Regions from separate parts of the Mus musculus genome. Here regions 1 and 2 are each linked to region 3. Evidence: chromatin loops called from intact Hi-C (ENCODE). Cell type or tissue: left cerebral cortex. All regions are shown on one strand. Region 1 overlaps Lonp2 (lon peptidase 2, peroxisomal). Region 2 has its middle 20 kb from the start of Abcc12. Region 3 holds the start of Itfg1 (integrin alpha FG-GAP repeat containing 1).

Evidence for each region. Hi-C counts contacts between places; a loop is a spot of excess contacts. Peaks named below come from ENCODE experiments on the same cell type or tissue, not always from the same donor. Only the 100,000 strongest peaks of a DNase experiment are listed, where the experiment ranks them.
Region 1: it touches region 3 in a loop (6-fold over the local background); 2 of 42 quality-filtered maps call a loop at or near these places.
Region 2: it touches region 3 in a loop (2.8-fold over the local background); 2 of 42 quality-filtered maps call a loop at or near these places.

The regions. Positions count from the first base shown.
Region 1 is chr8:86,707,685-86,712,684 of GRCm38, reverse strand. Lonp2 (lon peptidase 2, peroxisomal) reads right to left here. Exons shown (of 15, transcript NM_025827.3): 12 at 3,610-3,752. Among named protein-coding and RNA genes, the nearest start is that of Gm10638, 36 kb to the left of the region's middle. In left cerebral cortex, no CTCF peak of the experiment used is centred here; DNase peaks (open chromatin) are centred at 564, 1,991, 2,226, 4,690 and 1 more place; H3K27ac peaks cover 4,141 bases.
Region 2 is chr8:86,583,658-86,588,657 of GRCm38, reverse strand. No RefSeq gene overlaps it. Among named protein-coding and RNA genes, the nearest start is that of Abcc12, 20 kb to the right of the region's middle. In left cerebral cortex, CTCF peaks have their summits at 1,848 (motif pointing left), 2,800 and 3,373 (motif pointing right); DNase peaks (open chromatin) are centred at 1,847, 2,444, 2,844 and 3,377; H3K4me3 peaks cover 598 bases; H3K27ac peaks cover 804 bases.
Region 3 is chr8:85,838,599-85,843,598 of GRCm38, reverse strand. It overlaps Itfg1 (integrin alpha FG-GAP repeat containing 1), which reads left to right and starts at 2,650. Exons shown (of 18, transcript NM_028007.3): 1 at 2,650-3,065; 2 at 4,599-4,671. The coding sequence starts at 2,861. It overlaps Phkb (phosphorylase kinase beta), which reads right to left and starts at 2,611. Exons shown (of 32, transcript NM_199446.2): 1 at 2,496-2,611; 2 at 487-595. The coding sequence starts at 538. In left cerebral cortex, a CTCF peak has its summit at 2,468; DNase peaks (open chromatin) are centred at 2,004, 2,696 and 3,437; H3K4me3 peaks cover 2,218 bases; H3K27ac peaks cover 1,636 bases.

The DNA.
Region 1 (5,000 bases), 870 kb before region 3:
GTCAGGTGCCTGGCTTCACTATGGAATAGCAAAGACTGGCCGCTTCCTGGGAGCGAGCTGGGTGCTCTAGCAGCTGTGTGCAGTGGAAACCATGACATCAGTGAAGCCACTGGGTAGGTGGCCAACTTTAAGAGTTCATTTTGACCTTTAATTTCACAGGTAGATGGCAGTTTAGCTAGCTTTCAGCATCAGCCCAGCTCACCCCACACACTTCCCTCTAGCACTGGCACCTGCTCAGTTCTATATTTGAAAAAGAAAAGATAAATATGTAGGTCAGTGCTGTTTAAAAACAACACAAATAGATGAGAGTGTTTACAATGAAAAGAATTAATATTGAGTCAATTTTCTTATTCTTTTCATTACCTGGCTTCTTTCCAGAGCTGGATGGACTAACCCTAAAGAAGAATCTTCAGAATGTCAAGTCATGTTTAACAGAATAAGCCATTTGTTGCACTTTTATTAGCTGCTAATCACATTGTTACAGTTGAATCCTCAGAACTATTAACTATGTTGCTTCAAGAAACCAGGCAAGGGGCTGGAGCAGTGGCCTAGTAGTCAAGCTCACTTCTTGTAGAAGATCCAGGGTCAGCTACTAGTACTCACCTAGTGGCCCAGCCAGCTGCCTGTTAACTCCAGTTTTAGGGGAATCTCATTCCTTCTGGCCTCCATGGGTACCAAGTGTGCAAGTGGTGTATATGTGTGTGTGTGTATACATACATACACACACACACACACACACACACACACATATATCTATGGTGTATATTTTTTTTCCAGAGGAAACACGCATATATATAAAATTTAAAAAGAAACCAGGCTGGGAGGATGATACAGTGGGTAAAAGAACTTGCCCCACAAATCTGATGACCCGAGTTCAGTCCCAGGCTCAAGTGAAAAGCTGAGTATGGCAGTGTGAATCTCACCCCAGCATTCCTACAGGAAATGGGAGGCAAAGGAGGAGAAGCTCACAGACCAGCTGGCCTGATGTGTGGTGTCAAAACCAAGAAGGACCCTGCCTCAAAAACAAGGTGACTCAACTAAACAACTTAAAGCCCTGGTTACCCACCAGCACTTACTAACTTCCCATTTCGATTACTGATTTGTGGAGTCACCAGTTTTAGATGGTCTTCTTAGGGCTAGAAAGATGGCCCAGCTGGTAATAAAGGTGCTTGCTGCCAAGCCTGATGACCTAACTTTGATCCACAGAGGAGCCCATATGGTGAAAAGAGAGACCTGATTCCTGAAATCGCCCTCTGACCTCCACATGCATACTGTGGTATGTGCCTGTGTGCACACACAAAACAGACACAAACCTTTTCAGAATGTTTCTCTCACTCACTCTGTATCAAATTAAAATAAAAGTATGTCAAGTTCACCGTCTTCTAAGGCTTTGTGCCTTAGGCAAGGAGTGCACCACTGACCTCTAACCCCAGCCCGCAAGTTACTTTGTTACTTCCCACTCACACACCAGCGAGGCTAACCTGTAGACTGGGGAAAAGCTTAGTGAATACTCACTCCACAGGGTCTCTTAGTGCTTACATTTTTTTTTTTAAGAAAAAACTGGAAACGTTTGTATATGTTTACATGTACCTGCATGCCATGGCACATGTGTGGAGGTCAGAGGACAACTTTGTGGCCTTCTGCCATGTGGGTTCTGGGAACTGAACCCTGCCTGGATCTCAGACATGGATCTCAATCTTTATCTTGCCGAGTTGTTTTTCTAGCCCTATTGGTTTTAACACTTCGAAGATCAACACTTAAGGAACATTTGCATATCTAATTGTAGCCAAGTTTATATTTGCTTTTACATTACATGACTGAAACAGTGGTATGTTCAAATGTGCAGAGTTCTCTGTGACCTTTTTAGTCTAGGGGAAGACTTATGGACCCACCAAGATTTTACATTCACGTTACTGTCCCTGGCATCCTAGTCAGGCTCTGGCAAGCCTTACAGGGATATGACTGCGAGTATGCTCCAGGGCTGACAGTGCACCTCAAGGGAAAGGACATTGGTCACAAGAGCACAGCCACAAGGGCCAGACTGCAGGGAGCCTGGAGAGGCAAGGCCCTTGTCTAGGGAGAGGATGTAGGCTTGAAAACAAGAGAGTGGGGTTTGCAAACTACCTAAGTTGGTAGAAGTATTCACATGTAATAGCTAAGATGCTGTAAAGAGAATCAGATGATATCAGAGAGTGCTGCTAAGACATGTTTACAATTCCTCCTTTTTGTTCTTCCTGCTACATCTCTGTCAGAGCTCCTGCAATGGCAAAAATGCATCCGAATCCAGAATCTGCTGAGAAGGTTATATAATGTGTAACGTGTATCAAGCCTTTGTTTTAATATAGTTTAAGTGCTCAGATTGCTGCTGGGATGAGCTTTTTTTTGTTTTTGTGTTTTGTTTTTTGAGACAGGATTTCTCTGTGTAGCCCTGGCTGTCCTGGAACTCACTCTGTAGACCAGGCTGGCCTCGAACTCAGAAATCCGCCTGCCTCTGCCTCCCGAGTGCTGGGATTAAAGGCGTGTGCCACCACTGCCCTGGAATGAGCTATCTATGGAAAGTCTAGAGAAAGAGGCCATGACACTTGGGATCAGAATCGCTGTCTTCATTATGAACTAACAAGCGAGAAAGCACATCAACTTCTTTTCTCAACCAAAATTAAGCTCAGTTTTTTAAAAATTCAAATTCATAGTATCTTAAGAATGTAAACAACCCCAATAACACCTTGGGTTGTATGGTTCACGTTGAGATTCACTGCGAGAATAAACAAGGACTGTTCTGGCAACTGGGAGCTTTGTGGGGAGCCAGTCCAGAACGTAATACAAGGCCGCTGCGGATGAGTTTGGGGAGTCTTTCTTCTCCCTTGTTGTAAGCCCTTGGGAAAAACTATCGTCACTGGTAATGATTTGGAATTTTTGCTGGAGACACTGCCTTATACACAATTTAACAGCCCTCATAGACATCTTTACAGATCTTTCCTAGGAATTTACCTGTGAATCACCTCACCATCTAAATACCACAAATACCTTCAGCACCCTATTTTATAAGCTACTTCCATCTGCTGCTTTAGCTCATACTGGCTTTCTGGTCTTTGGTGACGTAGGAAAGGGAAAAGCAGAAAAAAACAGTAACAGAAATAGAGCAGCATATAGTTTAACCCTTGATGGTTATCTACCAGGTTGGAACTGGTAGTAGTCTGTGTTTTTCAAGTAGTTGGGATCAGGGCTGATTTGCTGCCTCCTTTCTAAGCCCTCGGTGGGCAAGACAACAGGACATCCTTGATTGAAATGCATACGATAAAAGACAGAACTCTTCTGCGTACGCAAATCAATGAGCATGAGCACTCATGAAGTGGAGGGATGACTGGAAAATCATTGAGCACTCATGAAGTGGAGGGATGACTCAGGGTCAAGCCAGCATGGGTGCCCATAAGAGGTCATGACTTGGGTCACTTCCATTCAAGAGCCACACTATCACATTAAGTACCTAAGTGTAACACTACACAGGGAAATTTTCCATTAAATTTTCCAGAACTTAGCTTCAGAGACCCCAGCTCTAGCTGTCCGACATCAAGCAAGCACCAGTGTAAACATAGATATGAGAATCATCACCTCCAGCTCATACAGTGGTGGCCCCAGGATGTCTTTCAGGGCATGGGAGTCGATCAGAATTGGCATTTCAGGTGGCAGGGCCAAGTCTGCAGTGTCACTGATGGATTCAGGTTTTGCATCTTCCAGCACATGTTCTTTGCAACCTAAGAGAAACATTTATTTAGAAGTTCCAAGAGAGCTGTTGGTTTGGAAATTCATTACTAGTAAAGAGAAATGGGAGGCACAGTGAATGCCACCAGATTAGTCCTTTGTGTTTACAGGCACAGACCTTTTACCTGTACACAGGCAGAGGAACTGGTCTTTCAAAGCCCTTAGGGAGTATTTGCCCATCACCCACATGATAGCTCACAACTTTCTGTAACCCCAGTTCCAGAGGGTCTGATGCTTCTTCTAGCCTCCTCAAGTGCCAGGAACATATGGGGTGCACAGACATTCATGGAGGCAAAAAAGGCAAAACATCCATGAACACAAAAAACTAAGTAAATGACCCCGCCTCAAACCTCTATGGTGCTGGTGAGATGGCTTACTAGGTAAAGGCATCCGCAGCCAAGCCGGACAAGTTTGGTTCCCAGTCCCCACATGGTTGAACAAGATGACCAACTCCCTTAAATGAAGTAGTCCTCTGACTCCTATGTGCATGCACACATATATGCCCACACAGAGATTTTAAATTAATATACTCATTTTAGACAAGACTCTCACTATGTATCTCTGGCTGGTGTGGAATTTGCTATATAGACTAGGTGGGCCTCAAACTAAAAGAGAACTGCCCTTTCTGCATGCTGAGAACATGGTATGTACTACCATGGTAGGCATAAAAACGTTTAAAAACTGTAGAAAACTGTGCCTCTCTTTGTCTCATAGCTAGCGTGCTGATAAGTTTTTGTCTACTTCACACAAACTAGAGTCACCTGGGAGGAGGAAACCGCAAGTGAGAAATTGCCTGCATCTGATTGGCTTGTGGGCATGTCTGTGGTTTTGTTTTCTTGATAAAAGACTGATGTGGGAGAGTCCATCCTGCTGTGGGTGGGTGCCACCCCCCACATGCCATCCAGGTAGCCATGGATTATGTAAGAAAACAAGCTGAGTGAGTGAGCCCAGTTCCCCATGGTATCTGTGTCAGTTCCACCCCCAGCTTCCTGCTGGAGCACCTGCTCCAGTTCCCCTTGATGATGGACTGTGACGTGGAAGTATAAACCAAATAAGCCCTCTCCTCCCTCAAGTTGAATTTGGTCATGGTGTTTATCACAGCAACAGAAAGCAGACTAAAACTCTAGTCTTGTTTTCCCTTGGGCTTGTCTGGTCTGCTATCTTACAATGTACTTAAACTGTTTCCTCTTTTATGACCCCTTTCATACTCCCAGTGAAAGTGGTTATTGTGTACACTAATA
Region 2 (5,000 bases), 750 kb before region 3:
CTGGGTCTTTGGAGATCCATAATAGGTTAACAAAGTGTTCTGGGGTCACAGGTTCCCGCAATGTGTATTTTAAGTGAGTATGGGGTGAAAGTATACTCACTGTGCAATGTCCCTCTGACCACATAGCCAACAGCGTGGCCATGTGTCGGTTTGGCTGTGGTTGGTTAAATACCCAGTGGCTGAGAGCCAGCAGGTCCACAGGGCCTGGGCAGAAGTTGATTTTCTTTTTTTAAGAACAAGATGTATGTCTTTGCGGCTCCTTTACACATGGAAGATACAAGCTGTTCATTCAGGTGGTCCCAGCAGGAGGTTGCCGCATCCCTGGAATATCAGCTGACACCCAGAGGTGACACACTTCATCCTCAGTGGCACCATTGATGGTTCACATGTGATTTATTCATCCATTGCTAAGAAGTGGTGGGCCTTGGTGACTGCTGACCTAGGTTGTAAGAAGGCTGCTTATAGGGCTGGAGAGATGGTTCAGGAGGTTAAGAGCACTGACTGCTCTTCCAGAGGTCCTGAGTTCAATCCCCAGGAGCCACATGGTGGCTCACAACCACCTGTAATGGGATCTGATGATCTCTTCTGGTGAGTCTGAAGAGAGCAATAGTGTACTCATATAAAACAAACAAACAAACAAACAAACGAATGGCTGCTTATAGCGTTGGATACCTCTGGAAGCAGAGCCCCAGCCCTCTTCTCCTCTGTGTGATTGACAATGGCCATTGTGTGTGAAAGGTAGGAGGATACGGACTTTCCTGGTGAGGACTCAGAAAATGGAGAATCACTGGCTTCTTGCCCAACAGGCAAACCCTCCTTGGGGTATTAATTGGGACCCCTCTGGCTGTTGGATCCCAATTAATAACTGCATGGGATCTGCAGCACAGGCCTGGAGTACCCGTAGGTCACACAGGTTATTCCTTACCACCCAGTCAGGCAAGGTTAGAAAAGAGCCAGATGTGGAGGACGGTAGGCAGTTCTCTTGGATGCTGGGCTACTCAGGCTGATCTGTCCCACCTCACTGAGGTACCCTTGAAGACTGGGCAAGGTCATGTTATACAAGAACACTCTGCAAGCTACAATGTGCCCCCCACCAAAAAAAAAAAAAAAGCAAGGCATAGTTTGGTTAAAACAATGACAACGATGATGATGACGACGATGACAACGACAACAACAACAACAAACCCAGTCCATTAAAGTGGTCAGTACTCCAGCAAGCAATGCACTGGGCTCCATATTCTTTAGTGTGTCTCCATGTGACTCATTCTCTTCTCACTAGTCAGACACTGGGACATAATTAGGAAGTAAACAGGGATGTGTTTAGAGTAGGAGCAAGCAGGAGGAGTCTAGGCAGGCCAACCAGTGAAGCAGCTGAAGTCCAGCATCTTCACCATAGCATCTGCTTCCTTGGAACTCAATGCAGGGACTGCAGTTTTTCCACTGCAGATGGCAGTGGCTGCTGATGCTGCTGCCCTGCTGTTGCTGCTGCTTCTGCTGCTGCTGTTGCTGATGCCCTGTTGTTGTTGTTGTTGCTGTTGCTGTTGCTGTTGCTGTTGCTGTTGCTGCTGCTGTTGCTGCTGCTTCTGCTGCTGCTGTAGCTGTTGCTGCCTCTGCTGCTGCTGCTGCTGCTGCTGCTAGTGCAGTTCACTGTAAAGGAAGCAAAGGTGTGGATATGGGAAGACTGGAGCATTAAAACTGGTCTGATTTTGAGTGGTGGCTCAGTTGTTAACAGCACTGGCTGCTTTTTCAGAGAACCCGGGTTTAATTTCCAGCATTCACACGGCGGCTCATGTTACTCCAGTTTTAAGTGATCTGATGCCCTCTTCTGGCCTCTGCAGGCACCGGGCATGCATGTGATAAACAGATATACATGCAGGTGAAACATTCATACACCTAAAATAAAAACAAATACATCTGAGAGAGAGAGAAAGAGAAAGGGAGGGTGGCGTTCTGCTCCCCACAGTACACTGAGAGTAAGGGACATTCCTAGAGACAAAACGTTAATTGACCCCCAACCTTCATCTTCCCTTATTCTTCCTATTTAACTGGACACTGGGATAGCTACTGTCTAAAATATGTTCTTTATAAAAGTCTTCCCAGTAGCTATGGCTCATGGAATGGAATGGGGAAGTCCAGTAAAAGTTCTGGGTTGGAGCCAGTACAGAAAGAATGTTGATCTTGTAGACACCGTCTTACCTCTGGCTTTACTTCTGGCCACTTTCCACTTTCTGGCGGCACCAAATGACCACAAGCTCCAGGACCATGGCCTACCAAGTTCAGAAATTCTCAGTCAAGGTTTCAAAGTAGGGTATTTTCTCATTGGGTTAGCTCAGTCATATGCTCATCTCTGAACCAAGCATGTTAAGCTATTAGAAGTTGGATTTGCCAGGCCCAGTCACTCCTGTGTGGGAGGACAGGATCAGCTCCAAGTCACATGGACTGAATGGAGGGGTTCCCTCTCTAGAATCGCGAGGCTTTTGCTATGAGCAGGCTATGGATGCCGGCAGGCCCCTCAAGGGTGTTGGCAGATATTGAAATAGAAAAAGAAATGATTTTCAACTTCTAGGCAGAAGATCTCTAGGGGAAAAAATGTGTCAACGCATTTTTATTTGTTTTCAAATTGTGATCACCAAGTTCCTCAAAATTCCACAAGAAAAATGAATCCAGTAAGCTAATAGTCTCGCATAGTTTTTCACAGTAGGATAGAGCTGCCTTTAAATGATACCCTGCCTGGGGGTTTTGATCTCTGGAGACACGAAGTAAGCAGTAAACAAGTCAGCAGGCAGTTCCAGAGCAGTGCCAGGAGGTGTCGACAAAGAGCTGAGCTGAGCTTCCATAGAGCTCGCTTGCCCAGCGGACTTGCTGCAGATTCCCTAGAGCGGCAGCAAACAAACATTTACTTAGATAAGAAGGATGGGGTCGGAAGAACGTTCAGTGCAGAAGGAACAGTTTTGCCTGAGGGCGATGCGATCTCAGAACCGAAGAACACGGTCTACACCGAAGGCGGGGAAATGTTCTCATCTTCTTCCGCCCGGAGGCGTCTCCAGTGACACCTGTTTCTTTTTGTGGGGTATTTTTTGACTGTAAATCCTCATTCTCTCTCTCTCAATAGCTATTTTCCCTGTTACTTTTTTTTTTTTCTTCAATCTTTTATCCCCTTTCGTTACTTTCGGAGTCCCAAAGAGCAATCGAAGGGCCCTTCTAAGTGCCATCCTATCCGGCTTCTTCCAAGTCCAGAGTTGTTAATAGAAAATATCTGTCCCTCCCAGACCTATTTTGTGGCAATGGCCTTTGTACCAGAACGCCCTCCCCAAACAGCCATCATCCTTCAGGAGGGTCCTCATGTTTTACTCAAGCTGGCCAGCAGATGGCAGGTTCTTCCTAGTAATGCAGGAAGGCTCCGTAGACTCAAAACTGCAGTGATCTACACGGAATCCGGACAGAAAAACGCAGATCCCTGAGTCAGAGGATGGGAAAGAGGCTACTGCCACCGATCCACAGGACTCCACCTACCTCCCCAGCCCCGATCTCTTCCATCAATCTCTATTTCTGGGATTATTTTCAAAGTCAGCAGCAGCTAAATCACTCAGAGCAAATTTATTAAAGCCACTCTGCAGTGGCTGGTTTCAAACTCACTATGTGGTCCAAGCTGGCCTTGAACTTGTAGCTCCAGTTCTAACCTTTCATGTGGCTGGGTATATGTATGGGCCACTATGACTAACAGACAGTTCTCAGAACAAAAGCAGTTTCCACCTATGTGATACTCTGGTGCCAACTCTTCAGACTGTCAAATTCTTACATAGGGCTGGTGGCAAGAGCCTTTACTCACAGCACTTAGGAGGCAAAGGCAGGCAGATCTCTGAGTTTGAGGCTAGCCTGGTCTACAGAGTTCTAGGTCAGCGGGGGCTTGCCAGAAACAAAACAAAACAAAACAAAACTGACGTCCTAACACATTTTATACACATCCCCTTGTCTCATCTAGATAATTTGTGTTAGAAGCAACCTTACAGATTACCAGTCTGAGAGCTGACCTGTCTGTCGTCCATGTGCCTGTGGGCTAGAACAGAAAAAAATGTCATTATTTTTACTAATGGAAATTTAGCATTTTCCCTTTATCATAATGGAGGTAATCAAATACATCATATCCACGACCTTCACGAGGATGGCGGCATCAATGGGCGTTCTCAAATCTCATTTGGTTGCCCCAGTTTTCACAAACCTCACGTGTATTGATGCTTTGGACTCTTGGTGGTCATTAGACCTCCTTCTAGATTATGTTACTTAGAGCGTCAACACAGTAGATTATGTTTCATAATATCCTGCCTTGTTTTTAACATAGCACTCTTTTAGTTTAATTGGTTATCTGTAATTCTACATATCGTGTCTTGGACATTAAAAAAAAGGTTTTGAAAATACACTGGAGAATCAAAGAGGCCCACGGCATGGGAACAGATTAATAACAACATTTATCTGATATAAATAAATAACATTTATTCTGATAGAGGGATCCTCACTCTGGCAGGAGGGGTGTCTGGCTCAGAACCCCATCACTGGCTTTGAACAGACTTGTCTGCACTTTGATCTAAGACAGAAGAAGAAAGGACCAGAGGGACAGGCAAACATCCAATATGGGGGATGTAGCTCTAAGGACCCATGTCCTGCTCCAAGCTTCTTATTCTGTGTCAGCCACCCCTTGTGTCTGTAGCTGGGGGTTGGGCTGGGTGAGGTGAGGTGAGTGTCAGTCAGGGTTCCCTTCTCCAAGGCTAAATAAATAAATAAATAAATAAAGCCAGCCCCCAACTCTGCTCCATGGAGTACATTTTCCAGGGGGCTGCTTAGCCTGCTACTGGGAATTTGCAGACACTGGTCCAGGACCTGGCCTTTTTATGGATAGCGTATCTAGCAGTTGACAAATCTTTTACTTCAGCCATCTTTGGGTTTAGTATTTTTTTAATATTTATTTATTTATTTATTTATTTATTTATTATATGTAAGTACAC
Region 3 (5,000 bases):
AAATTGCTAATGGGGGTATAAACTAATAAAACCACTTTGAAAATAGGGCTTAAGGACTGTCAAAAACCTAAAAATAAACATACCATCTGGGCATGTACCCAGAGGAATTTATACCATATTACAGAGGCATTTGCACATTCATGTACACTATAGCTCAATTTACAATACCTAAAAAATGGGCAAAAATCATTTTAAAAATTAACTGGACTTGTCAGTTTGACAGTTGCAGTTCCTAAGCACTAATGCCGGCTTTTGGTCAAATAGCTTGTAATTGTCCTGAGAGGCCTCCACCCTTTGCCTTCCTGGGGTACCACAAGATACATTCAAAACTCAATGGGCACAAGCTAACTTGAACTGAAATGGTACACACAGTTGGGTCCACCAAAGGGGACATAAAAGAAACAAAAAATACCATATAGTAACATTAACCTTGAAAACAACAAATATAAAATTGTCGGTTGACCCTTTTGGGGTCTATACACTTACCAGACCTTAACAAAGCAGGTGAAGAGAAGGCTGCATCAGGTGAGTTGGCCATTTCAAACTGTTGATTCTTATCATAAGCGTTGCACGCTAAACTACACCAATTTTAAAACTGTTTAGTGAAGGTTAGAAGCAATCAGCATTAGATTAATGTATGAGCAGTTATTAGCATGATGCAATGTGCAAAAGACAATTAAAGATCATTATATAATTTTAGTTTGTCTTTTATGACTCAAGAATTTGATTTCCTTTATTTGGTAAATTAAGTTTGCATACATGAAAAGACAGAAACATAATATCCACTTACTAAGACACATTCAATTAATAGTATCCTTTATTGTTCTTTAAGTTGTTAATGCTACTATGTAACAATGCTTATAACTCCAAAGAGGAGCCTGTCCCAGAAACAGGTCAATTCATGTTTCAAACAAGGCTGTTTACACAGTTAAAAGTTGTAAACAGAATCAAGTTAACACTTTATAATAAGCAGGAAGTAAATAATATGGCTCAAGGTTTAGTGTCTGTATTTTTCGGAATCAAAAATAGTAGAAACTGCAAACATAACTACTAAGATTTGCCTCAACTACTATCTTTTTTTTTTTCCACTTCTATCTGCACTTTACTCTTATGTAAACATACAGTAAATTTGGATAGTATCTACTATGGCTGAGACTAGGTTTAAGAAACTGCATTCAACAATAGTTAAGCAGAATTTACCCTATTAAGAAAAATACGGTTTTCAACACTTGCTGTTGTGACATATATTTGAGTAAAATAAAGACTTGAAGAGAAAATAGACCCTATAGGATTACTATGTTGCAAAACTGTGTTGCAAAAATACATGTTGGGGGTTGAGAGGACGGTTAAAGACCCTGGCAAAAGACTAGTTATTCTCTTTGCCCAGAACAACCTAATAGCACTTTTTCTATTCCCACAGCAACAGTGTTAATAACCAACTCAAAATTTCTATATGACACAATAAAAGAAAATATAAGCAACAAATATCCCTACAACTGTTTCAAATAATTCTACTGACTCTGAACTTGAGTCAACTGCTTTCTAAAAATTTCTCTTACTTTTCATGTGTTTGTTCCATTACAACCCTAAGTCCTAAGTAAATAAACACACAAAAATTTTAAGATTTCAAATGGAATGAAATTGGCAATACTTTAACAAATACAGTACTTTTCTACAATCTTTCGTCAATCTTTGACAAGGGAAAGGTTCTTGGTTGAACATTTCTTGTCCCCCACCTCTCGTGTTTAAGGACACATTTTTTCCCCCAAGATTGTATCCAATTTCAAAAGTGGCAGTTTCACTGCTGGCTCTCTGGAAAGTTATTAATCAGGAGTACTAACTTTTAAAACGCCAGTGTGACTTTGCAATTTGAACAAGTCAGTTCAGGACACTCGGACTGCTGGCTTTTTAATCTCCGTGGTTGGGAACCACAACTAGAAGCTACAGGTGGTGGGACCATTTGGCTAGGGAAGGGGCCAATTTCATTCTGAGTCATAACTGTACACTAACTTAACTTGTGGCACAAACCGTCTTCCTCAATTTCTGACACACAGAACTGGCTGCAGCTAAAAATTACTGAGGAATGTGAAGGGGGCATATGAGACAAAAGTAGTCGCCAGCTCTTTAGGACCTCACTAAAAATGGAGGTCTACTTTTTGCAGAGCAAGAGCGTTCAGGTTCCAAAGAACTTGTCACTAGCTGACTTACTCGGCAAAGTTTCTGGAGAAGTCAGCTTATCACTAACTTTGGAGAGGAAATAACTTGGGGGAGAAAGACAGACGTTATCTAAATGGGGGAAGTGCAGGGATTGGGGAATGGGGACCAAGATGGACAAGAGCAGGGCAGCAAGAGAAACCTATTGCTTTCTGGAGCCAACTTAAGGAAGCAAGTTGATCCCCAGGACAGATCCCACCTGCCTCCCTCCAGGGGACTTGCGGAGGAGCACCACCCCCTGTACCCAGGAGGGGGAAGGTTGTGGTCACAGGCAGTCAAACCTGAGCGCTTGGCCCGGGCTCTTCGTTCCAAGAGCTTCCAGCTTACTTCAGCCATGAGTCCCTCAGCCCCCGCCATCGCACAGTGCCCACCACCCCAGCTGCCAGTCAGCGAGGCCGGCCCGGCCCCGCCCCCTCGCGCGACACTGTCGGGAGGCACGACAGCCGGAAGTGAGTTCCCGGGCAGACGCCGCCCTAGCTCCTCGGCGTCTTGGTCGTCGGAGAAACAGCCCCAGGGCAGCGTGAGAGTGCAGCGAGGGGCTGCCCGTGAGGCCGCACCCCGAGTCTTTTCTCGGTCGGCCGGTCAGTCGCACGGTGCTTTGCGGCTGCCGTCAAGCGCGGCGGAGGCCGGCCGGGCCGAAGGCGCCATGGCGGCAGGCCGGCTTCCTAGCGCCAGGGCGGTGCTGGCCCCGCTGTTCTTGGGGCTCGCGCTGCTGAGCGTTGGGCCTGCCCCGGCGCGGGCTCTGCACAACGTCACGGCCGAGCTCTTTGGGGCTGAGGCCTGGGGCACCCTGGCGGCCTTCGGTGACCTCAACTCCGACAAACAGACGGACCTCTTCGTGCTGCGGGAAAGTCAGTGCTTGCCGGCCCTCCTCTGTCTGCCCCTCCCGGTGTACCCACGCCCCCTGATTCCTGTTACCCTACCTCTTGCATTTCCCAGTCTTCTGGCTCTCCCTTTATCTTCAGCACAGGGACAGCTTTCCCCTGTTTTTATCAACCCTCGGTCCTAACTCAGTAACCCCGCGGCTTGACCATCAGCCCAACCCTTAAGAACACACCAACCTCCCTTCATCTAGAAACCTCTAGCCTTCATATGGCGAATGATCACCTGCCTGCCAAAGGTCTTCCAGATTTCTAAGAACCTTGGTTTCTGGTCTAAGCATTTGCTTTCCCGTCTTTTTTCCAATCTTCCACCCCCTTTGATGAGAAAACATGCAAGCTGACAGTTTCTTGTGAGAGATGTTCTGCCTTCACCTCCTACTAATTCTGCCCTTCCTTGTGTTAAGATCTTTAAAGGCACTGTGCCTTCCTCAGGCACCAAATTCTCCACCACTCACACCAGCCTCTGTTGTTGTTAACTGCTGATAAACGCAGTGCCTCCTTGGTCATACATTCTCAAACTTCAGACTTCTCCAGCATAAGGTGCCTTAGCTTAGTGTACATCTGGCCCCTCCTCATCTTGAGTACTGCTATAGTCTTCATCCAACTTGCCATTGAAAGTTCATTAACCACATTAAGCCTTAAAAGAAAAAATGTCTGATGCTGACCAAGTGCATCGGTTGGTGGTTAAGGACCAAGGCCATGAATAAAGTTTAAAGCCCCTACAAAGCTGACTGGCAGGATCCTGACAAGGTCTTTTGAGTGCTCTTTCCAGGACCCCAGAACCTCTTATAAGACCTGGATGGTTTTTCCTCTATTTGAATGATTACCCACATTGCAAGAATACTCAAAGTCTGTAGCTAATCTATCCAAACTAGATACAGAGACATTGAAGATATCCTGTGCTTGATTAAGCGTTTCTGAAAGTCTGTCCCAATGAACATTAATTGACCCATCCATGTGGAAGCAAAGGGGGAAGTGTGGAGGGCTCTGCTTTTTCTGCTTATGTGTTGACTTATATCCTTGTAACTTGTGAGTAGATGTTTTAGTAGGAATTCCTGGATCCTTGGTATGATGATAACAGCCTATGAGGGAGACCTGATTGGATGTGGAAAACACAAGACTTAACAGTAGCACAGTATAAATAAGGGTGTGTGTGGGGGGGGGGGGGTGTTTTCTGTATTGCTGCAGATCAAACTTGGGTCTCATACTCAGTATACAACAGTATAGTTTAAGGTGTGCTCTTTATATGGATGCTTCTTTTGAATTATGCCACCTGGCCCTTAATTGAATCCCATGGCGTCACATTGCCTTGAACAAGTATCCTTTTCCATACTTTTCTTTTCCATGTTCCATTAGATTTGTATGAGTATTCTTGGCAGTGCTGTCTGACTAGGTCAGAGTAAAAGCTTTCTTATAGAAACAGTACCCAGGAAGTTTTTAAGCACTGATCGAATGATTTTCCAAAAACCATTTTTTCTAAAATAACTTATTTGTTTCTTTTAGGAAATGACTTAATTGTCTTCTTGGCAGATCAGAGTGCACCCTATTTTAAACCCAAGGTAAAGGTATCCCTGAAGTAAGTATATAATATTCTTCTTATTATATGAATATGCAGTCGTGTGGGTTGTATTTGAGATCAGTCGTGTTCAGCTGTGGTTTGTGACACAAAATTCCTAGTTCTGAGGTCTGCGTAGAAAACAGTGTTTTGAAACTAAATAAATTAATTAATTAAACCTGGGAGGCCTGGTGAGTTGGCACCTAAATCCAAGTCTCATAACCTAAGGTAGATACCCAGAATCCTCATGGTGGAAGAAGAAAACCGACTTCTATAAACTGTCCTCTCACCTCCATTTACACACTGTGGTATCAGCCTGAACACACACATACCCCACTAACATACAATTA